Regions from separate parts of the Homo sapiens genome. Here regions 1, 2 and 4 are each linked to region 3. The links are chromatin loops, found by intact Hi-C in ENCODE. Cell type or tissue: PC-3. All regions are shown on one strand. Region 1 has its middle 44 kb from the start of ABI3BP. Region 2 overlaps SENP7 (SUMO specific peptidase 7). Region 3 overlaps ABI3BP (ABI family member 3 binding protein). Region 4 has its middle 79 kb from the start of ABI3BP.

Region 1 (8,000 bases), 140 kb after region 3:
AAGATGAGATTCATTCCTCCAATAATAGCAAGCAGCCTTACCTAAAGTAATTAGCAAATACTTGCTCTGAAGACTGAGGGCTGATGAGGTTAGATTGCTTCCTTGGACATTTATAAAAATCACTAATGTGACAGAAATAAATTGAGACCTTGTTATAAAACTGAATGAAAATGAGAAAAAGATAAGCTATGAAGAGCTAACGTTTTAAAAAATCTCTCACAGTCAAAATAGGAGTTAATGTGAATTTAGAGTGCTACCTTGAGCCAATATGCCTGCCCTGACAGAAATGCAGATTCAATTCCTTGTAAGGAGGGTCTCCAGGTTGGGGAAAGGTGTGTCACCAAGTCACCTCAGCACGAGTATCTTAAATCTCTTCTTCACTCAGATTCCCTGTTCATCAATAATTATTCTGATTGTAATTTGATTTTCCTTTTCCAAGTCATTTTTCCTACCCTGTTTCCTCAAGTGAGTAACAGAACTCTGAGACGTTTGATCTTTTCATTTATAAATGTGTATCTGTGTGTGTGTGTGTGTGTGCGTGTGTGTGTGTGTGTTTAAATCATACACACAGTAGCAAAAGTCAATTCTGTGTGAGTCTGGCAGCATGAGGCAGCTGTCTCTAGACACCAATGCTTCCAGCCCAGCACACTATACAAAGACCATTGCTGAAACGCATTCTACGTAATGACAAAACGATCTGTAGACAATCCCTGGCAATGCCTTTCAAAACTTCCCTGCAACTGAGTACACATAAAGAAGTAAATCTGGACATAAATATATGTATTTGATCAAAAGGAAAAGATCCCAAGCAACTGCCATCTGCACATGCATCTCTCTCTCATTGATATTGAGGATGCTTTAGAATTAATATGTAGTCTAGGGAATCTCTCCTCTCTGCTTTCCCATGGAAATAGATACTTCCCGTGAAAACAGAGCCACTCCCTCTTTGGGGGAGAGGGAGTGGCTTCAGCTGTTAGCTTCTCTCTAAATCTCATCAAGTTCTACACCTTGCCATTGCTGCCTTTCTCACAACAATCATTCTGCTTGCACAGGATCAATTTCACCTTAGGACAGAATCACCAAATCTGAGTAATTATTGAACATTGTGGTCACTAATAGTTGACCCTAGAACACAGAGAGTTTTAAAAGTACACCAGAGGAAGCTATTTTATAATGCAACAGAAGTGCCGCTCACTTAACTTGGATAATTGAGGAGATAACTTTCATAATGCCCTAAAGATTGATATCCATGTTTTGTTTCACCCCCCAATTAAATGTATGTAACTATTTGTAAAGGGAGGAGAGAAAGTGAGAACAAAAGCAAGATCAAATGGGCAAACAGACGTCAAAGAAAATATGTACTTCCGCCAAAATTTGGGATTATAGTATCCCTCATCTAGGTGGCAGGTTTTGTTGCTACTGAGAGAATATGGTAAAGCTCTCCTTTTCCACTGAAGGTTCCCAAAGGCCTAGTATGATGAGCTGGGAGCCTGGCCTTAGCTGGTAGCACCTGCTACATACTCAGAATTTTCTAGTCTTTTTTTTTTTTTTTTTTTTTGCATCTGACAAAGGTCCAATATCTATCATCTATAAAGAATTAAATCAACAAACAAAAAACAACCCCATTAAAAAGTGGGAAAGGGACATGAACAGATAGTTTTCAAAAGAAGACATACAAGGGACCAACAAGCAAAGAAAAAATGCTCAGCATCACTAATCATTAGAGAACTGTACACCGAAACCACAGTGAGACACCATCTCACACCAGTCAGCATGGCTATGTTAAAAAGTCAAAAAATAACAGATGCTGGCGAGGTTGCAGAGAAAAGGGAATGTTTATACACTGCTGGTGGGAATGCAAATTAGTTTGGCCATTGTGAAAAGCAGTTTGGTGATTTCTCAAAAAACTCAAAGCAAAATTAACATTCAACCCAGCAATCTCATTATTGAGTATATGCCCAAAGAAATAAAAATCATTCTACCAAAAGGACACATGTACATGTATGTGCATCACAACACTATTAACAATAGCAAAGACACGGAATCAATCTAAATGCTCATCAATGGTGGACTGGAAAAAAAATGTGTTGCATATGCACCATGGAATACTACACAGCCATAAAAAATAATGATATCGGCCAGGCGTGGTGGCTCATGCCTGTAATCCCAGAACTTTGGGAGGCTGAGGCAGGTGGATCACCTGAGGTCGGGAGTCCGAGACCAGCCTGACCAACATGGAGAAACCCCGTCTCTACTAAAAATACAAAATTAGCCGGGTGTGGTGGCACATGCCTGTAATCCCAGCTACTCAGGAGGCTTAGACAGGAGAATCTCTTGAACCTGGGAGGTGGAGGTTGCAGTGAGCTGAGATCATGCCATTGCACTCCAGCCTAGGCAACAAGAGCGAAACTCCATCTCAAAAAAAAAAAGAAAAGATATCAAGTCCTTTGAAGCAACATGGATGAAGCTGGAGGCCAGTATCCTAAGCGAATTAACGCAGGAACAGAGCCCTCACTTATAAGTAGGAGCTGAACACTGAGTACACATAGACACAAAAAAAGGAACAACAGACACTGGGACCTACTTGATAGTGGAGAGAGAAAGGAGGGTGAGGATCAAAAATCTACCTATCAGGTACTATGCTTATTACCTGGGTGGCAAAATAATCTGTCCACCAAACCCCTGTGACATGCAATTTACCTATATAACAAACCTGCACATGTACCCCTGAACATAAAATAAAAGTTAAAAATCTAAGTGATTTTTTTTCTATTTGGCCTATAACACGTCCATCAGAAAACAGAATTACACTGATTTTTCCCTCTACATGTGTGTAACAAAATCTTTTAGGAATGTAAAAATCCAATGTCTCCCCCCCACCAATATTTTAGGATAAAATAGAAGCATTGAGAAAATGTGTCATACTTAACTGTAGTTTTGTGAATTTCAGAGCAGAAAGTAGGAGCTAAGTCAATTAGCACAACAGACAAATGTGAAGAAGAGAAAGAATAAAGTATAGCTAGATATAACACAGAAGAAAATCACTGAAATTTAATGTCAGTTATTTTATGCAACTCATTGTGCTCTTCCCACAGATACTGTCAGATCAAGGAGAAAAATAACAGAGTCACATCACTTCCTAAAAAAATAGTCCAATGTCTTGAATAATCAGAGATTCAGCATTCAGCTTCTAAGGAAGGATTGACTCTTCCTGATTCCTTGGGGATTAGTCTTAGTAACCACAGACAGAAGAACTCATAGCAATGAGCCAGGAAGAAATTTTTAAAATATTTTATTCTAGAACACACAAAAAGTGCAGCAGTGATCTCATGCTCATGGAATTCACTGGTCTTGCCACATTCCACACCATCCCGAAGCTGCTGGCTTGATAGGATGGTGGAATGGCCTTTTGAACACTCAGTTATAATACCAGTTAGATGGCAATACCTTGCAAGGCTTGTACAAGGCCCTCTGTATATGCTCTGAATCAGCATCCAATATATGGTGCTCTTTCTCTCAGAGCCAGAAGTCACAGGTCCAGGTAGCAAGGGGTGGAGATGGGAGAGGCACCATTTCCTATTTACACATAGTAACTCACAAACAAAATGTATGCTTCCTGTTCATTAGACTTTATGCTCTGTTGGCTTAGACGTCTTAGTCCCAGAGGTAAGAATACTTCCACCAGGAGATACAACAATACTTCCATTAAACTAGAAGTTAAGACTGCCACTTTGGGCTCCTCATGCCTCTGAGTCAACAGCCAAGAAGGGAGTTATGATGTTGGCTGGGGTGATTGATCCTGACTACCAAGGGTAAATAGGACTACTACTCCGCAATAGAAGGAAGAGAAGTCTGAAATACAGAAGATCCCTTAGGGCATCTTTTAGTATTACCATGCCCTGTGATTAACGTCAAGGAGAAACTACAACTACCCAATCCAGGCAGGATTACAAATGACCCAGACTGGTCAGGAATTAAGTTTTCGGTCACCCCACAGGTAAAGAGCCACAATGAGCTGAGGTCCTTGCTGAAGGCAAAGAAAATGCAGAATGGGTAGTAGCAGAAGGTAGTTATAAATACCAGTTACAACTACATGACCAGTTACAGAAATGAGAATTGTAATTTCATGAGTGTTTCCTCCTCATCTTGTTATGAATATATTTGGGTGTACATAGATATATATTAAGCAAACATATTTCCTTTATTTCTAATCTTATTTCCTTATCACATAACATGATATGTATTAACTTTATATCAGTATTTAACTATTGTTATTTTTACATCATAGTATTAAAGTGTAACTTGTAGGATATATGTGTATATATATGTAATTTTATATATACATACATATACATATGTAATTTTACATCATAGTATTCAAGCATAACTTGTAGGATATATGTGTGTGTGTGTGTGTGTGTGTGTGTGTGTGTGTATGTAACTTGTACATAGTATTCAAGTGTAACCTGTAGGATATCAGAAGAGAAAATGTCACTGAAAGACTTTACCTTCTCTTCTGAGGAAAGGATTAGTATTCCTTGTGTACGCAGGATCCTCGTATCCTGGTAGGTGGCATTACGGCCTGGTTTTTGTCTTTATTTGAAGGTTAGGAATGGTTTAAGGAGATTCATATGGGTGCCAAGCTTACAAGGAGTTAATTGTGATGGTTGATTTTATGTGTCAACTTGACTGAGCTAAGGAATACCCAGATTGCTGGCAAAACATTATTTCCCGGTGTGTCTGTGAGGGTGTTTCTGGAAGAGATTAGCATTTGAATAGGCAAACTGAGTAAAGAAGATTGCACTCACTAAGGTGGGTGGAGGTAATCCAATATGTAAATGGAACGTAAATATGGAAGAAGGGTGAATTTGCTTTTTTTCTTTGTTGGAACTGAGACATCCAAGTTCCTCTGCCTTTGGACATATATAATCCTGGTTCTCAGGCCTTCAGACTCAGACTGGGACTTACACCACCAGCTCCCTTTTTTCTCAGGCCTTTCGACTTGGAAGGAATTATACTACCAGCTTTCCTGGTTCTGCGCCTTGCATATGACAGACTGTGGGTCTTCTCAACCTCTATAATCACATAGGCCAATTCCTATAATAAATTTCCCCATATATATCTATATTATTGTGGGGATTCTTGGCCCCCATAATCACATAAGGCAATTCCTATAATAAATTTCGTCTTCCATATATCTATCTGTCTATCTATCTATCTGTCTATCTATCTATCATCTGTCTATCCTATTGGTTTTATTTCTCTGAGGAACCCTGACTAATATCCCAGGGTAAGAAATCTACAGAGATGTGAGAAATTTTTCCCTATTAAAAAAAAAAGCATCAGCTACTAAACAGCTGGTACAGAATTGAATGGATCCCTAAATCTTAGTAAGGTCTAAGTTCAATGAACTTGCAAAGAGAGAGAGAGAGTGAAACTAAAAGCATGACTACAGTTTGTGTGAGCAATAACTATTTTTGACATGTGGTGTGATGATGCTGTAGTAATCAGAGAAAATCTTGTTCACAAGCTTCCACCTGGATTTTTAAAACATTTCAATGGAAACAACCAAGTGTCAGTCTTTCAGCAGCTGACTGCTTGCATCACCTTTCTTTCTCCAGCAGTCTACTCTGGATCTTTCACTACCCCTTAGCAGCTCCTCCGGCATTGTGAAAAACATGGATGAAATTCAAATCAAGCCATTTTGCCTTCAACTGCCAGTTTGATAAGGCAAGAAAACGGACATATTGCAAACTTATTTTTATGGTAGTTATCCATAGAAGAATTGTAATTATCCCCACATTCATGGTAGTAACATCTGCTCATTACACCACTGTCCTTTTCCAACCATTATAGTTGCAATTCATCACTTCCTGAATGTGAAAGTAATAATCTCTCCCCAGAGGAAACCAAGGATTATTATTGCCATTCTTGGTTTGTTTAGACCAAGAAACGCAGCCAAACTCCAGTTTTTGCCTAAGGGTAAATCTTATGGGATTCATGAATATGAATTAAAAGTAGTGTGTGGTGAAGACTACAACAATCTCTAGTCTCCTGAGAGTAAAAGATGATTTGTTCCAAGTCAGTGACTACTTGTGACTTTCATATTCCCTTTAGCATTGCACAGCAAAAACAGCACTGGCTTGGGAGTTAGAGACCCAGGTTCTAACCCTGTCTCTGCTACTCCTCATGCCTCTTGCAGAAGTCATGTAATCTCTCCAGACCTTGTCTCTTTCTAAATTTTAATTTATACTCTAGCGAAGGTCTCTCCTAGCTGTGACCTTCTTTGAGTCCTTCCCTCTAGCAGCTCTATGCTTTCACTAACCAAATCTTGGAAAAGTGCCAGATTCAACTTTGGAGGCTTAAAGGTGATTGCAACCTTTGCCAAGTTGGGAATCACCTACAGCTGTTACTCTAGCCTTGAGCCTCTAGGGAGACAGTCAGTCAGAAAAGTTCCTTAATAACTAGGGCTAGCGCTTGGCTAAGCAGTCAGATAGGTGGAATTTGTGTTTTACACTCCTCCCAATTTCTATATCAGAGTACCCTTCATGCTAGGCAATTTTCTTATATCCTACAGAACCAGCCTTTAGCAGTCAACTAAACCATAGGATGTAGGTGGCCGATAAGCCTAAGGTAGGATTTCTTCTTAAAACTATGTTGGAACAGAAGATTCTTAGAGACTGAAAAAGACCCCACAGTGTTCCCAGCATGTGCCTCTCTTTTAGTCTTCCCTTCCACCCTTCCAGTTGCTGAGGCCCAATTCTTAAGTGCTATCCTGGGTTCCTCTTTCTATCATACCCTTCTTGTAGTCCACCAATAAATCCGCTCAGCTCCATTATTGAAGTAGATCCAAAATCCAACTATTCTTCATCATACCCATTATTATTATTCTAATCAAAGCCTTTGCATTTGAGGGGTAGTATATACAGAAATAAAGGATAAGCAAAGAGAAGCAGACTTGGTTTAATGCAGAAGTCAGTAGACATTAGAAAGAATTCATTTTCTGAGAAAGAATACCATATATATATATATATATATATATATATATATATATATATATATATATATATATATATAATTTTTTTTTAACAACTTAGCAGCCAGTACTGAGGGGATCATGCTTCTCATCTAGCTTTGGCAACAGCCTCCTAATCAGTCTTTCTGTTTCTGCCCATACCCCTGGGAAATCTATTTTCGTCCCAGCAGGCTGTTCTGCAATGGCTGCCAGAGTAAGCCAGTTAACAGGCAAATAAGATTATGGTTGAAACTCCCCCATAGCTTCCCATCTCTCTTGGATTCAAAGCCAAAATCTCATCCATTGTATACTTATCCCTGTGTACTGGCCCCCCTGACATCTCTGACCTCACCTCCTCCACTCACCTTACTCCCCCTGCTCCCCTGCACCAGCTCCCTCCTCATTCCTCAGATACACCAGGCATGCAGCTTAGGACCTTCATGCTTGCTGTCCTTGCTGCCTTGTCTGCTTGGAAACTCAGCCCTCGGGGACCTGCAAGGCTTGCTTCCTTGCGACATTCAGTCCACTATCTCTTCCAGAGACTTTTGCAAACCACATTATATAAGAGTGCACCACACACACACACACACACACACTTGCACACAAACACACGTTCTCTATCCCCTTATTGTTTTTTGTTGTTTCACTTTTCACACCTGATGTCATATATATTTGCTTATTAAAGGTTGAATGTCCCTTATCTGAAAATCCAAAATGCTGCAAAATATAAAACTTTTCAAGTACCAGTATGATGCTCAAATAAAATACTCATTGGAGCATTTCAGGTTTTGGATTTTCAGATTAAGGATGCTGAATCAGTAAGTATGATGCAAATGTCCCCAAATCACAAAAATCTGAAACCTGAAACACTTCTGGTCCCATGCATTTGAGATAAGCGATAATCAACCTACATCTCTTATTCTGTCCTCCTTCCCTCCATCAGAGCAGAGCTGCCTCTTGTTTGTTGTTGGACTTTTGCTGCTGG
Region 2 (8,000 bases), 480 kb after region 3:
TGGTAAACTTTTAATAAATGATAAACTAAGAGCATCAAAATAAAAAAGAGAAATTAAACCCAAAACTGCATCAAACGAAGTGCAATACACAGGAGTTCCCAGTCCAACATGAAAGGAGCTTGGAAGTTATCTATCCTAACGGGTAAAACTGAAAAATCAACAACTCTTCCTGGACGTGACAGAAAAGTGAAGTCACAGGATGAATGGCTGCCCCCAAAATGGGAGAAAGACAGCCAGGTGAATACAGAGAATCGCAACTTACTAAAGCAAAAACCCACAAGCAGAAACAGTCCCAGTAACTACTATTGGAGTATGAAGACCTAAACTGCAATTGACAAATTGCTGAGGGTTCAGTGTACATAAGTCTAAGAGTTAAAAATCCCAGAGGACTTAGTCATAAAGGGGGTCGCACACTTTTGTGAGTTTTATCTCCAGGAGTTCAACCAGGTTCTCACAGTGAATATCAGAAAAATCCCCTCATGGTTCAGCAGAGGAAGGAAAACATTTTCAAATATATCAGAGCATTCTGTTCTTAACAAGGCCTGCCCTCAAGAAAAACTATTTCACCAGAGCCTAAACTATGAGTTATTTTTTAGAGCCTAATCAAGCAGGGGAAATAAAAAATACCCAACTCTAGCTCCGTCTAGCATTCTGTGTGAGGAAAAGCAAGGAAAATACACAATTCCAAGACCATCTAGCTTTCCATGTGGGAGAAGGGAAATATCTAACTTCATTATATTCCAGGTATGCTGTTGCACCAAAGCATTCAGAAGAGAATGAGAAGCACTTGTAAAGTTAACAGGCCAAGGACAAAGGCTCATTAACGCCTGAGGTTGCAATTTTTTGAATTTTTGCAATCACAGCTTGGTGATAACCTTTAGCAGTAGGATATAAATAACTTCCACATGCCTAGCGTTCCAGTAATAGAACACTAAGCATAAATGGGTTAAAAGACTGAAACCTAACAGGACTACAGAATGCTTTTCTTCCTCTCACATCTTACCACCACATTCCTAAAGGTCTATTTACAGTAGTTGCTTTTATCTAGTACGTCATGTCCAACTATCCAAAAAAAAACAAAAAACAAAAAGAAAATTAAAAGCCACTCTAAAAGAAAAAAAACCACAGTTTGACAACAAGTATCAGAACCAGAACCAGACATGTCAGAGATGTTGAATTATCAGATTAGGAATTTAAAACAAATATGATCAACAGATAAAGTATACAGCATATAAGCACTTATGGGCAATGTTAGCAGAGAGAAAGTGTAATGAAGAATGAAAAAGAAATACTAAAGATCAAAACACTGTAACAGAAATGAACAATGCCTTGGATGGGCTCACTAGTAGACAGGATATGGAAAAGGAAAGAATCTCTGAACTTGAGTATATAGAAATAGAAAATTCCAACACAGGAAAGCAAAGAGAAAAAAAGACTAAAAAAACCCGTAACAGAATATTGAAGAAATGTGGGACAACTACAATAGGTGTAGCATAGGCATAATGGGAATATCATAAGAAGAAAGAGGTAAAGAAACAGAGGAAAAATGCAAAGCAATAATGCATGAGAATTTCCCCAAATTAATGTCAGACACCAAATCACAGACTGGCAAGTTCAGAGAACACCAAAGAGAATAAATGCCCAAAAAATAACACCTAGGCATATCATATTAAACTGCAAAAAAATCAAAGATTTAAAAACAGTTAATAAAATCCAGAAAAAAATAAGCCCTTAACTATAGAAAAACAAAGACAAGAATTGTATCTCATTTCTCAGAAACCATGCAAGTAAGAACACTGTGGAGTGAAATCTTTTAAGTGTTCAGAGAAAAAAAACCTACCAATAAATAAATAAAGTACAAAGTTGCAGGATTAATACTCTCTGATTTCAAAACTTTCTGTAAAGCTACGGTAATCAAAACAGTGTGGTACTAGTATAAAAACAGACACATAAACCAACAGAACAGAATAGAGATCCCAGAAATAAACCCTCAAATACATGGTCAAATGATTTTCAACAAGGGTACCAAGACCATTCAATGAGGAAAGGGCAGCCTTTTCAACAAATGATGCTGGAAAAACTGAATAGCCACATGCAAAACAATGAATCTGTACCCTTACCTAACACCATATACAATAATTAACACAAAATGGATCAGAGACCTAAGCATAAGGCATAAAGCTATTTTGAAAATTCTTGGAAGAAAACATAGGGGAAAATCTTCACATTAGATTTGTTAACATTTCTGAATATGACAACAAAAGCACAGTCAACTAAAGAAACAGATTACGTAGACTTCATCAGAGTAAAAAGGCAACCCACAGAATGAGACGAAATATTTGCAAATCCCATATCTATTAAGGGATCAGTATCCAGAATATATAAAGAAATCCTACAACTTACAAAAAAAATCCAATTCAAAAGCAGGCAAAGTACTTGAATAAACATTTCTCTAAAGAAGACATATAAATGGCCAACAACACGAAAAGATGTTCAATATCACTATTCATTAGGAAAATGAAAATCAAAATCACAATGAGATTCCACCTCACATGCATTAGGATGGTTATTATCAAAAAAACGAAAACAAGTATTGGCGAGATATGGAGTAACTGGAACCCTTGTGCACTGCTGGTGGCAATGTAACATGGTGCAGCCACTATGAATAATAGTATGATGTTTCCTCAAAAAGCTAAAAATAGATTGCCATATGATCCAGCACTTCTACTTCTGGATATATACCCAAAAGAACTTAAAGGAGAGATACAAACACACACTGAACACCCATGTTCATAATGGCATTACACACAATAGCCAAAATGTAGAAGCAACACCACTATCTATCAACAGATGAATAGAACAAAATTTAGTTGATACATAAAATGGAATATAGTCAGCCTTAAAAAGGAAGAACATTCTGACACATGCTGCAACATAGATGAACTTTTAAGACACTATGCTAAGCGAGATAAGTCAGTTAGCAAAGGACAAATACTGTGATTCCACTTATTTAAGGTACTTAGGGTCATGAAATAAATCATAGAAACTGAAAGTAGAATGGTGGCTGTCAGGGTTTAGGGGGAGAGAGGAATGAGGAGTTCCTGTTTCATAGATACAGAGTTTCAGTTTGGTAAAAATGAAAAAAGTTCTGAAAATGAATGGTGGTAATGGTTGTACAATAATGTGAATGTACTTAAAATAGATTAAAGTCCCTATTATTCAAAATGAGAACACAGATACTAATTAACTTTGGACTTTGATAGGTCTATCAAGTATATTATAATTTATAGAAAACTATTTAAAAATAGAAAGAGTCTAAATCTTCTAGAACGTAAAGCAAACCACCGCCCCCCCCCCCACACACACACACAAAACAAAACATAACTAATTTTTAAAATACAAGAATGGGTGGGGCACAGTGGTGCACACCTATAGTGTGCTACTTCGAAGGCTGACTTGAGGCCAGGAGTTCAAGGCTGTAGTGCACTATAATCATGCCTGTAAATAGCCACTGCACTCCAGCCTGGGCAACATAGCAAGACCTATCTCTAAAAAAAAAAAAAATACAAGAAAGGAAAAAAAGTCAAGCAGACCAAATAAAAAGCATAAAGAAAAATAGTAGTATAAAATATAAACAGACTATGCCTTATAGTTAAAAATAAATGTAGACTGAATGTAAAAAGAGAAGTATCCAGATACATACTATTTACTGGCAACACATATAAAATGAAAATGTCCAAAGGAGCATTGTTTATGAGAGAAAAAAAACTGGATACAATCCAAACTCCATCAATAAAAAGTAGGTAGATCTATTTTTAATATTAATACAATAAATACATAAGTAAAACTGGATGATCTCTAGCTCTATGCATCAACATGAATGAATCTCACAAAAATGTTAGGCAAAAAAAATGCATGCCATGTAATACATATTGTTCAGTAACCTGAATCATTTTTCTAAAGTTCACAATTATATAAAACTTAAAATTCAGAAAAGTGGTTAATTCTAAGGCGAATGCATGGGAATGGGACAGAATGGGCAAAGTGGGGAACACAGAAGGCTTCGGTGATGCTGATAATAGTCTATTTTTTAATAGAAGGTGAACATTTGGGTGTTTATTTTAACATTATGTTTTTTAACTTAAATGCATCTCATATATATTAGACCTGTGTTATAGTTCTACCTCTGCCACTTAATCTCTTTGAACCTCAAAAAGTTTCCACATTTATAAAATAGAAATATTAACTGCTCTCCTATCTATCTCATAGGCCTAAAGTAAAGATTAATATCAAAAGAGGATAGTGTGAAATGAATAAAAATAACACTATTTTTCATGATTATAATCATTTAATCCAGAAAAATATTTAGATGAAAGCATATCAAAATATTATCAATGCTTATTATTGAGGAATGGATTATGGGTAATATCAATTTCATACTTTTCTATATATCTCTTAATATAAATATGCATTATTGTTCAAATTAGGAAAAAGTTTAAATGTTTACATAAATTACATATAGATAATAATGAAATATTATTTTGAAAAGAGTGATAACCATATAATGCAAATGTTCAAGAGTTAACCGTGCAAATGAGTATCATTATTAGTAATTTTATTCAAAACTGACTAATGTTTCTAGCATAAAGGAGTTGAACTTAGGATATATGCACTATTTGTATCAGTGTTTTTCAAATTGCTAGTCAGAAGAAAATTTATGACATAAAACATAGAAGAGAAATTTTAAGTTAACAGGGGAAAATGATCTCAAAATAGAGTATCTTCTTTAGTGTTTATGTGGATTATTGTCATTACCAAATTACCAAAGGAAAGCTTAAAAAGAAAATCAACTGACATGAATATAGGAAACTATGACAGAGCTGGAATACATTAATAAAAATGAAACCTCCTCCACTTCCATTTAAAAGCTTTGGGCTCCCTCTGTTGGAAGTCTATATTAGAGTCTTGCAATTTAAAATAGCAATTTGATCCCTTTCACTCAAGGCTAATTACCAATCCCTGCTGAGTGGCTAGCTACAATAAAACCTTTATTACTTTTGTAAAACATAATTTTATGAAATATTTTTCTTCTTTTTTTTATTTTTAGGTACAGGGTCTCACTCTGTCACCCATGCTGGAGTGCAGTGGCTTGATCATCGCTCATTGTAACCTCTAACTCCTGGGCTCAAGCAACCTTCCAGCTTCAGCTTTCTTAGTAGATAGGACTACAGGCACACAGTACTGCACCTGACTAATTCTTTTTTTAAAAGTTTTTTGTAGAGACAGGGTCTTGCTATGCTTCCCAGGCTGATCTTGAACTCCTGACCTCAAGCCATCCTCCTATCTTGGCCTCCCAAAGCACTGAGATTACAGGTATGAGTCACCACACCCAAGCCTATTTTCTAATACAATTCGGTATATATTATTTGGAAATTAAATTAGACTTCTTTACATTAGCAGTTATAAAGTATTTCTAAAAATCCCAATGGGAAGTAAAATTTAAAAATACTAAAACATTCTGCTCAGTCTGACCTAAAAGGGAGTTCTTAATAAATATTTATAATGGAAGGGCAAAAAAAGAATCAGAACTTCAATTAGGAAAGTAATCTACAGACTTGTTCAGGAATTGATAGCTCATCTAAAGCAGTACAAATGAGAACAGTAGCTGGCTGACTTATCTCCATATTTGGGGTTAAAGAGGTCTTGCCAGGGATAAGCCAAAACACAGGAATTAAACACTAACATATTTTGCAAAATAAACTAAAAGTCTTCTATATCAAAGATACTATAAAGAAAGTGTAGTATAGCAAACTTGAAAAACAATTTACAATACATATTACAAAGAGTCAATACCTTTAATGAGAGTTTTTAAAATGAATAAGAGATGAGCACCCTAATAAGGACAAATACTAACAGAAACTCATATAAGAAATTTTTTAAAACATATTCACTAAAAATGATTAAGTTTGGATAATTGTCCCTGACCAAATCTCATAGTGAACTATATCCCCATGCTAGAGGTGAGGCCTGGTGAGAGGTGTTTAGGTCATGGGAGCAGATCCTTCAGGGCTTGGTGCCGTCTTCATGATAAGTGAGTGAGTTCTTGCTACATCTGGTTAAGAGTGTGTAGCAGCCTCCCCACTCTTTCTCTTGCTCCTGCTTTCACCATGTGATGTGCCTGCTCCCCCTTTGCTTTCCACTGATGGCAGCAGCAGCAGCCCATCTGGAGCAGCTGCTGCAAAGAGGCCGGCTGCAGTGGGGGAGGCACAGCCGGGACTGCAAATTCCACAGAGCTGGTGGGAGCTGGGAACAGGCAGAAGCCCCACCCTCCTTCCAAGTTGGAGGGGCGGGAGTCCTGCCTTCCCCAGCACTGCTGCAGCCACATAGCCACAGCTGCAAACCTGGGCATTCCTGTACTCTAAGGAGCCCAGGAAGGCCCCCATGCCCCCGCACACTCAGAAGTGTCTGCTCCCACTGCCCAGCCTCTCCACTCTCAGTGCCCACTCCAATTCTAGAGCAAAGTTGAGGCCAAGGCGAGGCACTGTCACAACCTGGCCAGGTGTACACATGCTCGGGTACACGCCAGCCCCCTGCCACCTCAGCCCCCTCTGGACTTTGGGGGCCAATGAGCACAGGAGGGAAGGGGATGCTGAGGGCAGCTCAGTGTGGGCCTGCAGGCACCCCTCAGCATGAACTGCCTGGGCACTGGGGATAGGAGGTTGATGGCAGTGGGAGGCAGACCAGTTCCTGGGCAGAAAGGGGAGTGTCCCCAGTGAAGCCCCTCCTTCAGGCCTGGGACAGCCTGAAGTCTGGGGCCCAGGCTCCCAGTTCCGTGGACCAGAGTGACAACTTATGGTGCTTTCTCCAGGCTGAGCCATGGCTGCCTATGGACCAATAAGCGTGCACTTCCTACCCTCCAAAGGCCATAAAAACCCCTGGACTCAGCCAGACTTGGGCAGATATCAGGACTACCTGCCTGCAGAGAGAAGCTACCCACTGTGGGTCCCCTCTCAGCTGAGAGCTGTATACTCGACAGGATCACCTGCCTGCAAATAGGAGCTATCCACTTCAGGTCTCCTGAGAGCTGTACTGTCACTCAATAAAACACCACTTTACCTTACTCACCCTCCAGTTGTCCACATACCTAATTCTTCCTGAACACAGGACAAGAATTCAGGACTTGCCAAGTGGCAGGACTGGAAGAGCTATAATACAAACAGGGCTAAAAAGGGTGCTACACACTCTTGCCACGTTGCGGGTGACTAGAAGAAGAGAAGACAGAAGGAAAGAAGAGCTGTGGCCCTTAAGGGAGCCCACCTAAGAGTTCCCCTAGCCAGGGCTGTGACACCCTCTTTGGGGCTCTGCAGTTCCTGGTGTCTCCAAGCTTCTGGGCACCACCTCAATCCCCAGTGCCAGCAGTGGAAGCCACTTGCAGTACGACTGGTCCAACTGCAGTCTTGTGGGAAGCCAGCACCCGTGCCAGCACCTGGAGCTGCCCGTCCCACCACAGCCGACATGCCTGGCTGTGCACAGTGGCCAGACCCAGCACTCACTCGCTCACACACCCCTCGCCACTCTGCACCTGGCTCGCCGTTGGCAGGTATGGAATCCGGGCCAGTAGTGGGAGCCAAGCACAGCCTGCCAGGCCAAGTGGGCAGAACAAGCCCAGCAGACCCAAGTAAAACTCAGGCAAAGAGGTCACCAGCTGGCGAAGCAACACCACAAGGATCCTGTGACATCACCACGATTGTAAGCTTCCTGAGGTCTCCCCAGAAGCAGATGCTGCTATGCTTCCTGTACAGTCTGTAGAACTGTGAGCCTATTAAACCTCATTTCTTACATACTACCCAGTATTGGGTATTTCACTAATAGCAGTGCAAGAATGGCCTAATACAAAAAATAAAAGACGAATGAAATGAAGACAATTTAATGAAAACAATTATATATTTTTGCCTACGGCTTATCAAAAAAAGTTTAATCGTAACACCTAATCTTGTTAG
Region 3 (8,000 bases):
AAACAATGAGGGTTTTCTAACTGGAAACTTACTACCTAAGAGCTTTGATATACAAAGTCCATAGTCAAAATATAAAAACAAATTTCACTGTTATTTGCACAGGATAAATGAGGCTACACAAACCAATGTAAATCATTTTTTTAAAAAATCAGAGACTGTACAGAGGGAACCAAATATCAATGAATTAAAATGATACCAATTGGTGTTCCTGTAGCAAGCCAAGTGCATTCAGATTGCAATGGTTTTGTAAAAAGATACTCCTGAAGTAAAACTTTAGCTGTATTAATCTTCCAATTTTCAGAATATAACCATCATTTTTAGCTATTATTGCTTATGCTAACCTACTGGATTAGTCTAAATTATAAAAAAATTATGCATGAACATATGAGGGTAGATTTCTCCAAGTCTAGTCTGCTTCTAATTACACTAATTTGTAGTTCTGGCAGATTTATTTGGATGCTTCTAATATGTACAGTATTTCCAGGCTTTTAAATCGGGGCTATTATTTTTTTCCTCAAACATCACAAAGACTTTAAATGTCGGTTTATTAACTATGCTAATTAGGGAGAAAGGAAGCATGGGGAAATGAAATTTACTAGTACTCCAAATACTCCTTTTTAGTCATTACTGTTTAATTCTTCCCTTCAACTCATGTCCTAATGGTTCCCTACTTTGGTCAAGAATATCTTGCTTGTCATTATTGTATCTTTCAAAAGACTTTATTCAAAATGAAATTATCGATTTTGAATATTGTGATGTGATGTGCCTAATTCCATCTATTTGATAAGAGTAGAGCCAGGGTGCGTGTGCAAGGGGGTGAGGGTGAGGGTGAGATCCATGCATGGTCTGAATAGCTTGGGCCTTAGAGTCAACAGCCTGGGTTAGAATCCTAGCTCCATTAGGTCATCTGTCCTAACTTTCTCTATATTCATTATCTCCGGGTGCTGTCAAACCATGGCAACATCTATCAATTAGAATCGGTCATCAGATAGATTCTTTTACAGAAGTGTCAGTAGGACAAAGTGAAATTGGAGGAGAGGCTTGAGAGCGGGAGGAAGAAATTACTCCAAATTATGCTACACAAGTTTGCCAGGTTACTAAACCTATTGAAACAAGTAGTCCTACAGATTCATCAAGCAAGTTGAGTAACCCTTAAAATTGGGTTGCATTTTGCTGTAAGACTACAAAATTTCCTTTCTTCCTTCCTCTCTTCTCCCTTTCTCTCTCCATAACTTTATCAAGATAATTTTTAAAAAGAAAAAGAGCAATCCATAAGTGTTTATTTTCTCAGCATTAGTACCCCAGACCAATCCATTAGGAACCGGAATTATCACAAGGAGGCATGTTCTTTTGAGTCCATTTTCCAAACAAAATAAGTCATGGGATTAGTGGTGGGTGAAATAAAAAGTATTTCAGATTCTTTGAAGCATTTCAAAATTATTTTTCAAAAAATTGGGTTTTGGAAATATCTTCTACATGTTTTTCCAAGTATTCATCCCTTGAGAACCATGGGCATATGAAGGGAAATTTGATTTTTTTCTTGAGTCTAGATTTCCCAACGTCAGATGAAAGGTGATTTTGAGAACTTATAAACACTTTAAAAATTCCTTCATTTTAGTTTGATTTGGACAAATAAAAATAAATAAAACACTACAAAAAACATAAACATGGCCAAAAAGCACATTAAGAAGTATGCAATAGCCTTAGTGTAAGGGAAATACATATCAAAACTGTAATGAAAAACTACTACACTAGAATGGCTAAAATGAAAGATGCTGACAACACAAAATGCTGCTTTAGAATGTGGAGCAATCAGAGCTCTCCTACATTGCTTGTGGGAATGTAGATGGAAAAATTAGGCAAAAAATAATCAAATATACGTAATATACATCTTCCTATAACTCAGAAATTCCACTTATGTTTAAGAGAAATTAAAATGTCCACCAAAATTTTATGCGAAAATGTTTATACAGTCTGTATTCATATACATAAAAAAAAACAACATAATTCAGGTGCTCATTAGCAAGAGAATAAACTTTTGAATATTCACATAATAGACTATCACTCAGGAGTACAAAAAAGAATGAATTATTGATATCCGCAATGTCATGAATGAATCTCAATGCTCAGCGAAAGAAGACAGTCAGAAAACCCATACTATATGACTCCATTTATATGGAATTCTAGAGTAGGCAAAACTAATCTATGGTGATAGAAATCAAATCAATGGTTGTTTCTGGAGGAAAGTACTTTCTAGAGTGATAAAATTTTTCTGTTTCCTGATGGGTATTGGATACATGGTTATAGGCATTTGTCATAACTCAAACTGTACACTAATATTTATGCATTTTACTGTGTTTAAATTATACCTCAATAAATGTTTTTTATTCAAAAAGGAATAAGAAAACTTCTGAAATGTAAAAATCACTTTGAATGTATTTAAAATAGAAAACTTTAAAAATAAAATGCCTTGATTGAAGCTTGAAAATTTTGAATGCTTTTCTAGATGCAAGTTTCTGAGTTTTGAAGCTAATATAGTAAATATTTATAAGCAAACATCATTTTATAACCAACCTAGAAGTATGGTTCAGCATGTAGCACAGGGCCTAGTACATATCCATCCAATGCATCTAAATACATGCATCAAATGGTTGGATGGATAAATAGCAGTAGTTTAAAAATATACTTAGATTTTTCCCATTTGTTCTTCCAAAGAAAATGGTAGCTTCATTTCCAACTTGCTTTTCCTCTGCTTATATCTCTGCCTGTGTGTCTCTCCTCAGTTTTCTAAGCCAGTGATTCTCAAACTTCAGTGGGCATCAAAACCACCTGGAAGGCTTGTGAAAACACAAATGGCTGGGCCCCACCTTGAGAGTTTCTAACTCAGTGAGTCTGAGGGGGACCTGAGAATTTACCTTTTGACAAGTTCAAGACATGCTGATACTGCTTGCTTTGGGAACCACACTTTGAGAAGTATGATTTAAGAGCTTCAATTGTGAGATCAAAGATCCATCCTTTTCCAATCAACTTTCCAACTTTTAATTGTCTTTCCTAACTGCCTTTGGCCCCGCCTTCTGAGTTTCTAATTGCACTTATTACTGATACCACCCATTTGCTATTTGACTCATACTTCCTTGTATAATAGTTCATGATTTTTGAAAAAAATTACATGTATGTGTTTTCTATTCAGGTAGATAACCTTCTCAAGGGCAGGGCCCCTGACTTTGTTCCCCTCACACCTAGAACAGGCTGTACAGCTAAGAGGTGTTAAGTCAATGCTAACAGTCCTGATACTTACATATTCTTCTAAAGCATGTACAGATGCTATTAAAAGCAAATGCTAATATTACCTGTCATTGGGACAGTGACTTGGCAATGTCCAGTCATGGTGTGGGTTGATGAGGAAACCCCAGGACAGGAAGACCGAGCTCGGTGTCAGAGTGCCAACCACCAGCTGCAGAGGTTTGCGAGAACGAGTTTTACCTGTGGAGGTGGCATAGAGGTTAATAATTCAGGAGACATTTAGTAAGTTGCCATGATTCGGGTAAAATGCATTAAAGATGACTTGGCAAGATGATGCAAAATGTGAAAACATCAAGTTCCTTTCCTTTTCTATAGTCCACATTATTACTAATTTTTGCCCAGGAATTTAAATGTGAATCAAATACCTTTTTCAGATTTGTGTCTATGCATGTGTGCATATGCATATATGCATACACATGTATATGTATATTGTACATGTACACATATTAACAATATCCAGCTATACCTAGTTTTATTTTCTTGTGGGTCAGGGAAGGATATGGAGGTCTTAGCTGTGATGAGTGAAATAAACAAACACACATACACACACTTAATTTCTTTTACAGATAAAATGAAAGTATGTTTATTTTTTTCCCGGGACTGTGAATGAGTGTGAAATAACATCTAAGACAAGAAAATAAACCTTATTATCTAGATTGTAGGTTATAATCTTTTTTAACCTATTTAGAAGTGTAAAATCTCTTCATGTTATTGTAGTAAGTATATATTTTACAATGAGTATCTAAATGGAAAAGGCAAACACATTTTTTAACAATGATGGAAGAGTAGGGGTAACACAGGAAGCACAGTTGTTCTGATGGTGCCAACTGGATCTAAATAATGCCAAGAGTTATGCTAATAAATCACTGGAGATTGTGTTCAAGTACACAGAAGCAGGCACTTGCACTTTCAAAATTATCTGAAACTGCAGAAGTAGGGCAGCGAAAAACAGGAAGAACCTCAACCATGAAAACCAATGCTGACTCATTGAAAATAATTAGAGTAAATAAGATAAAAATCCGATAGAAAGCCTAATAAAACTACACAGAATATAAAACATACATACTCTGTATTGCTGTTGAATTCCCTCTTTTATTTCTTGAGACTATGAATGTTGTATTTGCTCTAGAAAGAACTTGTGCTGTCTAATGAAGTGGGAGCCAAATGGCAGAATGGCCTGCCACCTCTATTAAGGTAGGTAGGAGAGTGCCCCTTGCATGAGCCTATTGGTGGTCATCTGAATCAAATGCTCTTGAAAATTGTGTCAAGCTTGTTCCTTTTGTTAAATTTAAGTTCTGTAAGTTGTTATTCAAGCAAGAACCCTTCTTAGCACAGAATACACCTAACCTAGTGGTGGCAAATTGCCTCATTATAGGATAGTTGACTTTTAAAGATGTTTGAAATAAGTTTCAAAGATAGTTATCATTTACATGGTTGGAAACACGGGTTTATTCTTCTCTAACTTCTGCAGACCCAGCTGTAATTGTGCCTTATATGATGGTGATTTAAATTGTCATGTATGAGCTCCAATGAGGGCAGATTAGAATCTGCAGTGAAGGCAGGGAACACTTATAGTTTGAACAAGCCCTGGGATGATTGTGATCTTCCCTTTTCAATTCCTGAGTTGATTTTCACTAACGTGATGCAACGATCTCATTCACTTTGCAGATGAAAAATAAGGCACAGAGAAGTTTCAAGATTGTCCAAAGTCACATTAAGAGCAAAGTCAAAACTCAAGTCCTGGGTCTCCTCAATCACAATCTAGTTTTATTTTTATGATATCACTGTCTTGGCTCTCTATGTATAAAAATAATGCCATTTAGAGATGAAAGACATATTTTTCATGTAAGGAACCTAAGGCTTGTATGACCAAGGGAAACTAATGGTCTCCCAATTATTTGTATGACCAAATAACTATTTCACTAAGGTTGAATCTTAATATAAAAATAATTAAATAATTAAAATTTATGTGGCAGATACAAATATAGAATGAATGGAAGCTAATCCCTTAGTCATTACATTATTCCTAAATGCAGATAACAAAAACAAAATTATATCCGCTATCCAAAAAGAAAGGTGGGATGTTATATCCTGAGCAAGATGAAGCAATTTCCTGAGCTGGTCATAAAGTAAACAATAATTTCTAAGGCTAGTGTCATAGAATCCTCAAAATAAAATGAAGTTATAAAGTGCTAAGGCATGATCATTCTCTTGACATTCCTTACATAATTTTGTATATTTGTACTATGATCATATTTCTATCAAGAAACAGTTCAATGAGTATTCATCTGAAAACAGATTCCATGGAATCACACTGATGTTTCTTGAGTTTGTGGCTCAATATTTTTGAAGTACAGTCTTGAAATATTGAGAGTACATCTATTTTCAAGTGTGTGGAAAACTGTCTGGACAACTCTCACTAACAAGTTGTAAGGAGCGATTGGAATTTCCCTTTTGCTTTGGGATGATCTATGAGGCCAGGAAAAAGAATTAGTATTTTTCAAAATGCTTAACCATTCAATGCTGCTCTTAAAAGAAGTGGAAATCAGCAGAAAGAGGGGAGGGAATTGTGGCAACTAATTTCTGATTTAAGCTATTTAGTATAACTGAATAGCTGACTGTTCTTTCTCCCATTTTATTCCTCCAGAAAAATATAGCAAACAAACAAAAAGATCCTTTTATCGTGTGGTATCCAGTGTACCATAAAAGATGAACATGCTTTGGCAATAATTACTTGGAGATCATTCACATTAGAAAAATAAAAGCAGGCTGGGTGCAGTGGCTCACACCTGTAATCCCAGCACTTTGGGAGAGCGAGGTGGGGGTGGATCATGAGGTCAGGAGGTCGAGACTGTCCTGGCTAACACGGTGAAACCCCGTCTCTACTAAAAAATACAAAAAATTAGCCGGGCCTGGTGGTGGGCGCCTGTAGTCCCAGCTACTCGAGAGGCTGAGGCAGGAGAATGGCGTGAACCTGGGAGGCGGAGCTTGCAGTGAGCTGAGATTGCACCACTGCGCTCCAGTCTGGGCCACAGAGCAAGACTCCGTCTCAAAGAAAAAAAAAAAAAAGAAAAGCAAAATTTTGTGATCAACTCTATATAGAGTTAGGAAGATGCAACATCAGATAGAAAAAGCATATTCACAGCTTCTTCCTTATAGCAATGGTCAGCTATATTATTTGATCTGAGAAGAAGTTTTGGTAGTGAAATTAGACGACATAGAATTTTAATCTTTAGTTATGTAGAAAGTTTCTACTTACTTATTTATATATCCACTTTCCTGTTGCAAGTCTTCCTAGACCTGGAAACATGAGTGTTGCTATTATTTTTATTTTATGGAAGAAATCCTTCCTTTATTGAATTGAAGAGGTTAGAAGGGAGAGATAAGGAGTAAATAAAACCTACATGCTGATCTATTTAACACACATACATGAATTATCCTTTTAAAATGTAAACAGTCTCCTTAAGAAAAGGTGAGACATAAAATTTTGCCCTTAACATCTGAAAGGCACAATAGTGAGCATGAGTTCACACACTGTAAAATAGAAACAGGCTAATAGGAGCTAACCCCAAATGAGCACTGACTACAGGCCAGGCACTGTCCTTAACTCATTTAATCCTCAAGGACAACCCTATTATGCAGCAGAATCCAGGAGTAGAGAGGTTCAATAACTTATGTAATTCCCTGCAGTTTGCAAGTGGTGGCACCAGGAGAAAATCCCAAGCAGTCTCTACCACCAGGCTGTGTTACTTCTCCAAAAGGGTAAACTGTGGACCCAGGGCTGACACCTCCTCTACATTCTTAAAGCTTCTCAAGGCATTTGGTCTCCAGGGGTCCAAAAGAGATGAAAAGTCATGGTTCAAAGTTCATAAAAGAAAAAGAATTCAATGCAAAGGACTATACCTGAACATGACTTCTTTTGACTTGGAGGTGGAGCAGGTCGCACAACTATCAGATATTTCGGCTCTGCATCTGGAAGCAATAACATTATTTATCAGAAAAACCCTTTGAGAACCAGCATTGGAGGCAGCACACCCCTACCCTGATTCAGCATTCCCTGAGTCATCCTCCATAACCGCAGCTCCAGGGAGTGAGAGGACCCAATAATCCGAAAAGTTGACACTTCCTGAGAAGTTTATTAAGTCATTAAAATGAAAATTAAATCCAGATTTTCCAAACCAAATGGGCAAGGGTGAGGGAGAAGTCTTAAAATAATCATACTATACACAGATTTTAAACGCTGTCTTCATCAGTTCTTTTCTCTGCAAATATATATTTTAAAAAATCAGAGTATGTCCATTCTGTTACCCCATGCCTCAAGGAGAGCCAATCCCGATGCTCCAGGGAAGGAAAAATTCTACTTGCACAAGACACCGTGGGCCTCACCTGTATGAGCTAAAATCACTCCCTTTCATGGGAACAGGAATATTTATAACGCCCTTCCTAATTTGTATCCTGTTTATGTAATTTCTCAGCCTGTTTTCATAGCTAGTCATTTTTAATGAACAATTTCTAAACAGTCACAATTTATAAGTTGGTATAATTTTCATTTTAAATATATTTCAATGAAATGTACATAGGGAATCTCAGGATATTTAAGTTTTAAATAAAATTATATTAAATCAATCAGCATATGCTAACTCAATAAGGAGCTAATAATTTATCAAATAATTTTTTAAATATTGATGTCTGCAAGA
Region 4 (8,000 bases), 170 kb after region 3:
CCACTTAGTCACAGAAAATATTTATGCCTCATCACCAAGTGTAAAATTTCTGGGTGGGGACATAACCTGAGCTAAGTAGCTGGAATATAAAACTGGCTATTTCTAATAGTAATCTCAAAAAAAAGGAGGCAAGTTGTTTATTTAATACTTATTTTGGCTATTACTTTATGCTTAAAAGTCCAATATAATTACATGTGATGCTAAACAAGAGTCATGTGTATCTGAGTATTGCATCATTGAGGGTAACTGCCACACCTCCCTATAGTTACAGGCTAATGTTCCTACCTAAAGCAAAATATTAAACTGATCCTCTACAATTCTTCTTATGTTGCAGGGTTTATCTAACATGCTTATGGACAGGGACAAGCATTAGGATTGAAAGAACCACTCCAAACACTATAAACAGAATATTAAAAATCTTATTGTTACCAAATAGGCAAAAGAAAAATAACATAAGCAAAGACTAGAGGTTTTCCAAAGTTTTCCTCAGTTATTTTATTCTTTGATTATAAGGCCATCTCAGGCTGTAATGTTTGGAATTTGGCCTGTTGGCCTCCAAAACCAAGGGCAAGCCATCTGGCTCCAAGCACAATGAGCTCCAATTATGGCACCATTGAATTTTTTTCTCTTTCTTTTTCCTTTGTGGATAAGACTAAGTTTTGCCATTTTGTTCTCAAGTTTCTAAGTTTTATTTTTGCTTTAGGACTCTCCCCACAGCAGCAATTCTTGCAATTACACGTTTATGTTCTGAACTCACAAGTAAATCCTATAAAAATACTCCCTTATCCCATGTTAATTACTCAAAAATCAAACCAAAGGAGCAAGTCCGTAGTAGCAAAGGGTTTTCTGCAAAGCAGAAGATACATGAAGGAATTCCTTACGGCTCCATCCTACTTTATAATCAGGGTGTGATTTTACAGCATTTAGAAAGAAATAAACAAAGGATACATCATTCTTTAAAACTTTATTTTGTCTCCTTATTTCCAAGAGTCAAATAACTACAGAACCATGAAAATTGACTCAACAAATCCTACAGCAACTCCTCTTTGTCAGGTCCCATGTTAGAACCAGAGTTTACAACACAGTATGAGAGAAGCGAGAACCTGCCATCATGGACTGTAAAGCCATAAAGTAAATAACAGAAATATAAATGACTTCATGTGTAAAGAGAAGTCATTAAGCAACCTTATTGCTCCAAATTCCATTGCTTTTTACCCTGCTCCCCAGCTCCTAAATTATCACACAAGATCATGTTCTCCCTCTCTCCCTCCTCCTCCCCTTCTGCTCTGTAGTTTAAAGCTCAACTTAACTTCTAATTCTTTAAACTCCATCCTGTTATCTTCTTTAGGGGCTGAATGGGCTGAATGGGAGAAGGGTGTGTGATTTCCTTGTGTATTGGTGAGGTGCAAAGAATGGAAACAAACTCTATCTTATTTAAGCAGGAAAAAAATGACATGAAAGGATATTGGAATTTCACATTCCTTGGGAAGTTAAACAAGCAGGAACAAAGGAAAGCTCTGCAGCCATGGCCACAGCCAGAGATGCAGCACAGAGCCTCCAGGTGAGGACACGCTGCCCCTACCCTGACACGTGCACCCAGCACCGGACCCACCACCAGAGGGCACTCCTGCTGCTGCCCTCCAGGAACTCCTCCCTATTTATGCCTCCGCAGCTTCTTTAACTCCAGATTTAAAAATTCCAGGCACTACATTAGATAGACCTAATTCCATGGGAGCTACAAAAGCAATTTCTGAGAATTTTCTGTTTCTACGGTGGTAAGGAATCTTCTGTGTCTATAGGGGGTGGACTCTGCTTCCCACCAAGACTTTTATGGCAGGGAATTTCCAAAATAGAGAAAAGGAGGTAAAATGCTGGAGACTTTTGCTTTTGCTTTTGTTTTTTTAATGACAAGCAGTCCCTCTTCCACAAATTTCTCAGGTAATTGTTCAGAAAATGTCTTGTGGACATATTCTCCTTTCCTGATTCCCATCTAAGGGAATTGGATTTTTATGGTCATCCCTAAGTAAATAGCCTGTCTAATTTCACAGAGAAGTCTAAACTTCCTGTTATCCAAATGCTACTCCCTGGGAGTCCTCTACCTTACCCAAGGCTGAAAGGACAGAATATTTTTTCTGGGTGATTTTCCCCACACAACCCTATCCACTACAAAATGGCCTCCACTTCACACTCAACTTCCTGCATTATTTTAAAATCTAGCTCAGGGCAAAAGTACACTGGGTTTCATTACTGTGTGAGATACCATCATCTTCCTCTTTCCTTCCTTTGTTGGCCCAAGAGCCGTGTCTAGTGTACTTTGAATTTTCCTTCTTTCATCAGGCCTCTGACCATTTTCCCTTCCATGAGTACAATTTCTAAGTAGTCATGATGTTACGTGCAGATAGATTCATCAAATAAGGAGAAGCCACCTAACACAAAGTCTAAGACTTTATAAAGTAAGCAGCAATGACCTTGGTTAATTCTAGAAAATAGTTGATGTCTGAGTTCCTCCGAGGTCTCCCAAGCCACCTGCTTTCCTCCCACATCTGATACTCCTCACCCCCAACCCCTTTTGCTTAATATCCTCCAGAAATAATCTGGAACTCAATAATACTAATAGGTGAATGATTGACACTAAAAGAAATCCATCTTTGAGAACTCCTCAAGTGCTTTAGGGCTTTTCTGAAAAATACTTTCCCTCCAACAGTGAAGATTCAAAACTAACCAAAGATCTCTGCATTTCCTTTTTCTATGTGTCCACAAATTATTTCTAATAAAAGGTCCAAGATAAGAATCAAACACCAATGACAGATATTTTGGATAAAATCTGTAATTCGATTATTGGTTGCTGAAATTTTGATTGACTTTTTCCCTCAGTCATGATTTTATTACAAACTTTCCCCAAAGAGTTACCAGCCCCTACAATTAAGAGTTACATACCAAGTTTACTTTAACAAAAAATCCTGAAACAAAAGTCACTGCGATTTCTGGCTAATTTTATCACTTAGGTGTATAATGCCCAATAACCTGATCCCCTCACTCAATACAATAGCCTAATTGACAGTACAAGCTCAGCCGGGCACGGTAACTCATGCGTGTAATCCCGGCACTTTGGGAGGCCAGAGTAGGAGGATTGCTTGATCTAAGGAGTTTGAGAACAGCCTGAGTAAAATAGTGAGACACTCAACTCTACAAAAAAACTAATAATAATTAGCTGGGTGTGGTGGTGCACACTTGTAGCCCCAGCTACTTGGGAGGCTGAGACAGGAGGATTGCTTGAGCCCAGGTGATTGTAGCTGCAGTGAGCTATGATCATATATCACCACACTCTAACCTGGGCAACAGAGCAAGACTTGGCCTCAAAAAATAAAATAAAAATGAAAAAGTACAAGTTCATATTCATGTTAGGACTTATTCTGATAACAAAATGCACTATCCTATCAAGAGGAACCCCACTGGTCTCATTAACATTATTTAGACAAAAATCTAAAGCCATTTATAAGCCTCGTCTACTAAACTATCAAAGTGAGGCCACTATGTTAGAAAAACACAGCTGAATTATTTATCTAACATTTCCTGGTATTTTACTTAATGAGTAAACTGTATGTTGATCTAATAAGAACAGGGAGTGGAATGGGGCGTATCATTTCTTGACTCAGACATTTTTTACAGCTAGCAGGAAACTAGATGTCATTTACTCCGGAGGTCTCAACCTGGCAGCCTGTTCTGCAATTGTGTTTTCTTTGTTTGGCAGTGTTTTGATTTAATCCGTTGCTTATATTAAACAGTATACTTCATATAAAAATGTCCAGTCTTTCACTTCTTTTTAAAAATTAGAATATCTGGCCCCATTTCTCATATTTATATAAGGTAAGCATCTTCTTATATGTAAAAGTCATCAGCTAATCCACTTTACTCATTTAAATTATCTGCATGAGTTTTAATTTTGAGGAGTACTGACAGAATCTCCACCATTACTCCTCCATCCTGCATTCTAAACAAATAAGCATCCTAAACAAGGTGTTAAAAAATCAGCCAACCAACCACTATGAAAAGGAATCATTGTTCTTGTTTTAATTAGGACTCAACACCAATTTGATAAAAAAAAAAAAAGTTCTACTCAGTATTGCTTCTCAATGTCACTAGGACATAACTACTTTCATTTTAAAGCTCAGGACAATCATCTCCTTTAATTTAATATTGTGAGGTTAGAGAAAAAGAACAGGGCAGGGTAGGAGAGAGAACTAATGATAAAATTGGATATAACTCTTAGATTTTTATTTGAAAGGCAAAAAAATAATCTTTACAGTGGCATGTGCTTATTTTCATGGTGTATCAAACAAAAGCAATAATTAGTTTTCTGAAAAGAACAACACAGGTTGCTGGAAATTAACTCTGTGTGTTTACCCTAATTAAGTTGGTGGTTAAAATTGCATATGTTAGTTGCTTTATTATTAGAAAGCTCAAATTAAAGAGAATGTAATTAAGTTGTTTGGCATTTTAAATAGGAAATGTATTAATTTTTCCACTTAGACTGATAAAGTAATTTTAAATTCTTAATAACCTGGTCTGATATGTCCAATTCAAATGACCAAGGGATTGCCAGAAAGCAGCCTGTTAGAGAGCAAAATAATCTAAGGAAAATAATCCCTTAGAATGTTTACCTAATAGCAAGTAACTTGTATGAAAGTTTACAAAACCTTAAATAACCCTCTTTTTAGACATTTCTAAATTCTTCTCCCAAATTATTATTTGTTTTAGCTTCCCAGATATATACATATATACATATTTAAGCGTACCAATCTAAAAATAAAGAATTAAGGAGCAATATTTCCCTCTCAAAATAAAAAAGTCTGTAATAAATTTGGGTTGTTAGGCTTAAACTGAACATTGCATCATAAACCTCTATGAGAGCAGACCCTGGTACATAATTTGTTGTACTTAATAACCAAAAAATATATGCACATGTGAATAAATGAATCCCCATGAAGAAAGTAAAAGCACATTAAGATGTCATTGATGGATCTTACTGTAGCTGTGATGTAATGTCTATATTATGCCTTATAACTACATTGTCAAGAGGTCTTAAAACTATTAATCATGAAAGACAAAATTATCAATTATTGATATGTTAATAACAGCATCAACTTTTGTTTTGCATTCCTGGTTAATTATGAGCATTATTATTATTACTGTAGCAGTTCTTTGTATCTACTATGGATCTTGTAATGTGCTATTATGAAAAGCAGAATAATGTCCAACCCCCAAGATGTCCACATTCTAATGTGAAACCTGTGAATATATCACCCTACATGGGAAAAGGGACTTTGCAATATGCCTAAGTGAAGGATTTTTAGATGGTAGGACTACCTGGATTATCCGGGTATCTTAGTCCATTTGTGCTGCTATATACCTGACACTAGGTAATTTATAAGAACAGAAGTTTATGCCTTACAGTTCTGCAGGCTCAGAAGTTCAGTATCAGTTCACTGTCTGGTGAGGGCTGCTCTCTGCTTCCAAGATGACACTTTGCTGCTGTGTCCAGAGGGGATAAATGCTGTGTCTTCATGTAGTGGAAGGGATGGAAGGGCCAAAAGAGTCTGGCTGGTTCCATCCACCCCTTTTATAAGAAACGAATATCATCTGTGAGGGCAGAACCTTCGTGTCTTAATCCTAACGGCCCCCATCTCTTACTATGATTGCACTGGAGAGTAAGTTTCAACATGCATTTATGAGGAGGCAAACATTCAAACCATAGCACTGGGTGAGCCCAATATAATCACAAATGTTCTTATAAGTAAAAGGCAGAGGGTCAGAATCAGAAAAGACAATGTGACAACAGAAGCAGAGTTCAGAGTCATATGGCCCCGAGCCAAGGAATGCAGGCAACCTCAAGAAACTGGAAAGGGCGAGGAAATGAATTCTCCCCTAGAGCCTCCAGAAGGAACACAGCCCTGAAGACCTGTTTTGGACTCTGATTTCCAGAAATAAAAAATAATACATTTGTGTTGTTTCAAGCTAACCAATTTTGTGATAATTTGTTATAGCAGCAATAGGAAACTAATACAGTTATGTACTGAGATATATTTAAAAATTGATTGGACATGAAAAATGTTAAGAGATAAATGGGGCATACCTAGCAAAGCTAAAATGAAGATGCTAATCAAAGACATGAACAGACCCAATATAAGCAACATGCTATGGGGAAATATCCAAGGTCTTCTGGAAAATCCATGAGCAACTGGGAAGAAAGGTCTTCTTGCTTCCTGCCAGCTCATCCTCATCTTATTCAAGGAAAGTAAAACAATTTGTTGTTTATGAAAGATCCACAGTTTTCTTTTTGTCTTTTCATTTTTCTCTTACATAAATCCTTTTTTTAAAATAGGTTAAATCGATCTACTATTGGTTCCCTTATAAATAGAGTGCTAATAATAATTATATGTTATTGAGTTATATTTCAGAAGTCTTTGATAAGTTCCAAGCAGATTTAAAATAAAAACTACCTTTTGAAATGTTGTGAAGAAAAGCCTATAAAAGGCTAGGTTAAAATGACATTCATCTGAGAAAAATTAGAATAAGCAACAAGCAAAAAACGTCAATGTGTCGCTGTCTCAGTTTTTGGTTCAAAGCTGAAACCAATCTTGGTAAAATGGAACAGAAAAGCAATCATATTAATGATATAAAATGCTAACCATTGAATAGATTAATTGGATATTTGATAAGCACTAAATATACATACACAATAGTTAAAAGGTTCCTCAAAGAATTATTAATGAATTATGTTCTGTCAACGAAATGTATAATTCTTTATTCTCTAAGGGCATTCAGTTTATGGATCTAACAATTTTTGAAGATCAACCTAAGGATATTTGAGTTGTCATGGAAATTCATAATAGCATCATCACGTAAGCCAACCTCTTCAATGTTGGTATCTTAATTCTACTCCAGTTTTTATAGAAGTATATGACTTAAAACTATAAAAATGAATGAAATCATGTCTTTTGCAGCCACATGGATGAAACTAGAAGCCATTAAGTGAAATAACTCAGAAACAGAAAGTCAAATACCACATGTTCTCACTTATAAGTGGAAGCTCAAAAATATGTATGCATGGACATAGAGAGTTGGACGGGTGGGAGGGTGGGAGCCGAGTGAGGGATGAGAAATTACTTAATGGATACAATGTACACTACTCAGATGATGGCTATATTAAAAGCCCAGACTACACAATATATCTATGTAACAAAATTGTACTTGTACTGTCTAAATCTATAAAAATTTTAAAAAGAAAAAGAAAAAACCCCCACAATTTTTTCATATCCAGTTTTTGTCCCAGCAAATTCAGTTTTCCTTCTTTTCTACTTTCCAACAGAAAATGAGGAAAAGACTAAGTTGCCCAAATCACACAACTAGTTAATAGCAAAAGCAAGTCTTCTGACTTTAATCTAGAACTCTTTATGTATTATCACCATAGCCCAAAACTGTGTAAGATAGAACACTGTGAAAAATACCACACATTATCAAACTATATCCCCAGTAAGAATTCAGGTCCTTGGGGGTCCAGGTTAAAGAGCTTCTCAGATCAGTCCTGTCCAGCTAGTCTGTATTTACCACCATGACTGACTCACTATATATTGGAGAAGGAGGTGAGACATATCTCTATTTCCATAAATAAGAAATATGGATTTTCCTTGTAAAGTTATACATATGTAAAATATAGACATTTGTCAATACCCTTTTTGGTTTCATACATGTATAAAAGTAATCCATTGCTGAAATCAGTACAGATGAGGATCTGATCTCTATGTAAGAAAGCCAAGGGACAATTTTTTTGTTTTGTTTTGTTTTGTTTTTATTATGATTATACTTTTAAGTTTTAGGATACATGTGCACAACGTGCAGGTTTGTTACATATGTATACATGTGCCATGTTGGTGTGCTGCACCCAGTAACTCGTCATTTAGCATTAGGTATATCTCCCAATGCTATCCCTCCCCCCTCCC

The links. Hi-C counts contacts between places; a loop is a spot of excess contacts. Peaks named below come from ENCODE experiments on the same cell type or tissue, not always from the same donor. Only the 100,000 strongest peaks of a DNase experiment are listed, where the experiment ranks them.
Region 1: a loop joins it to region 3, with 8 times the contacts of the local background. A loop is called at or near these places in 2 of 110 quality-filtered maps.
Region 2: it touches region 3 in a loop (4-fold over the local background); 17 of 110 quality-filtered maps call a loop at or near these places.
Region 4: it touches region 3 in a loop (5-fold over the local background); 7 of 110 quality-filtered maps call a loop at or near these places.

What each region holds. Positions count from the first base shown.
Region 1 is chr3:101,033,117-101,041,116 of GRCh38, forward strand. No RefSeq gene overlaps it. Among named protein-coding and RNA genes, the nearest start is that of ABI3BP, 44 kb to the left of the region's middle. In PC-3, no CTCF peak of the experiment used is centred here; DNase peaks (open chromatin) are centred at 3,325 and 3,775; H3K4me3 peaks cover 733 bases; H3K27ac peaks cover 1,918 bases.
Region 2 is chr3:101,377,089-101,385,088 of GRCh38, forward strand. The region is part of intron 6 of SENP7 (SUMO specific peptidase 7); the gene reads right to left. Among named protein-coding and RNA genes, the nearest start is that of IMPG2, 61 kb to the left of the region's middle. In PC-3, a CTCF peak has its summit at 4,945 (motif pointing left); a DNase peak (open chromatin) is centred at 4,943.
Region 3 is chr3:100,895,412-100,903,411 of GRCh38, forward strand. It overlaps ABI3BP (ABI family member 3 binding protein), which reads right to left. Exons shown (of 68, transcript NM_001375547.2): 3 at 7,207-7,275; 4 at 3,351-3,483. Among named protein-coding and RNA genes, the nearest start is that of ABI3BP, 94 kb to the right of the region's middle. In PC-3, no CTCF peak of the experiment used is centred here; DNase peaks (open chromatin) are centred at 3,440, 4,210, 5,420 and 7,360; H3K4me3 peaks cover 3,552 bases; H3K27ac peaks cover 5,302 bases.
Region 4 is chr3:101,068,843-101,076,842 of GRCh38, forward strand. No RefSeq gene overlaps it. Among named protein-coding and RNA genes, the nearest start is that of ABI3BP, 79 kb to the left of the region's middle. In PC-3, CTCF peaks have their summits at 1,621 (motif pointing right) and 1,830; a DNase peak (open chromatin) is centred at 3,659; H3K4me3 peaks cover 524 bases; H3K27ac peaks cover 2,624 bases.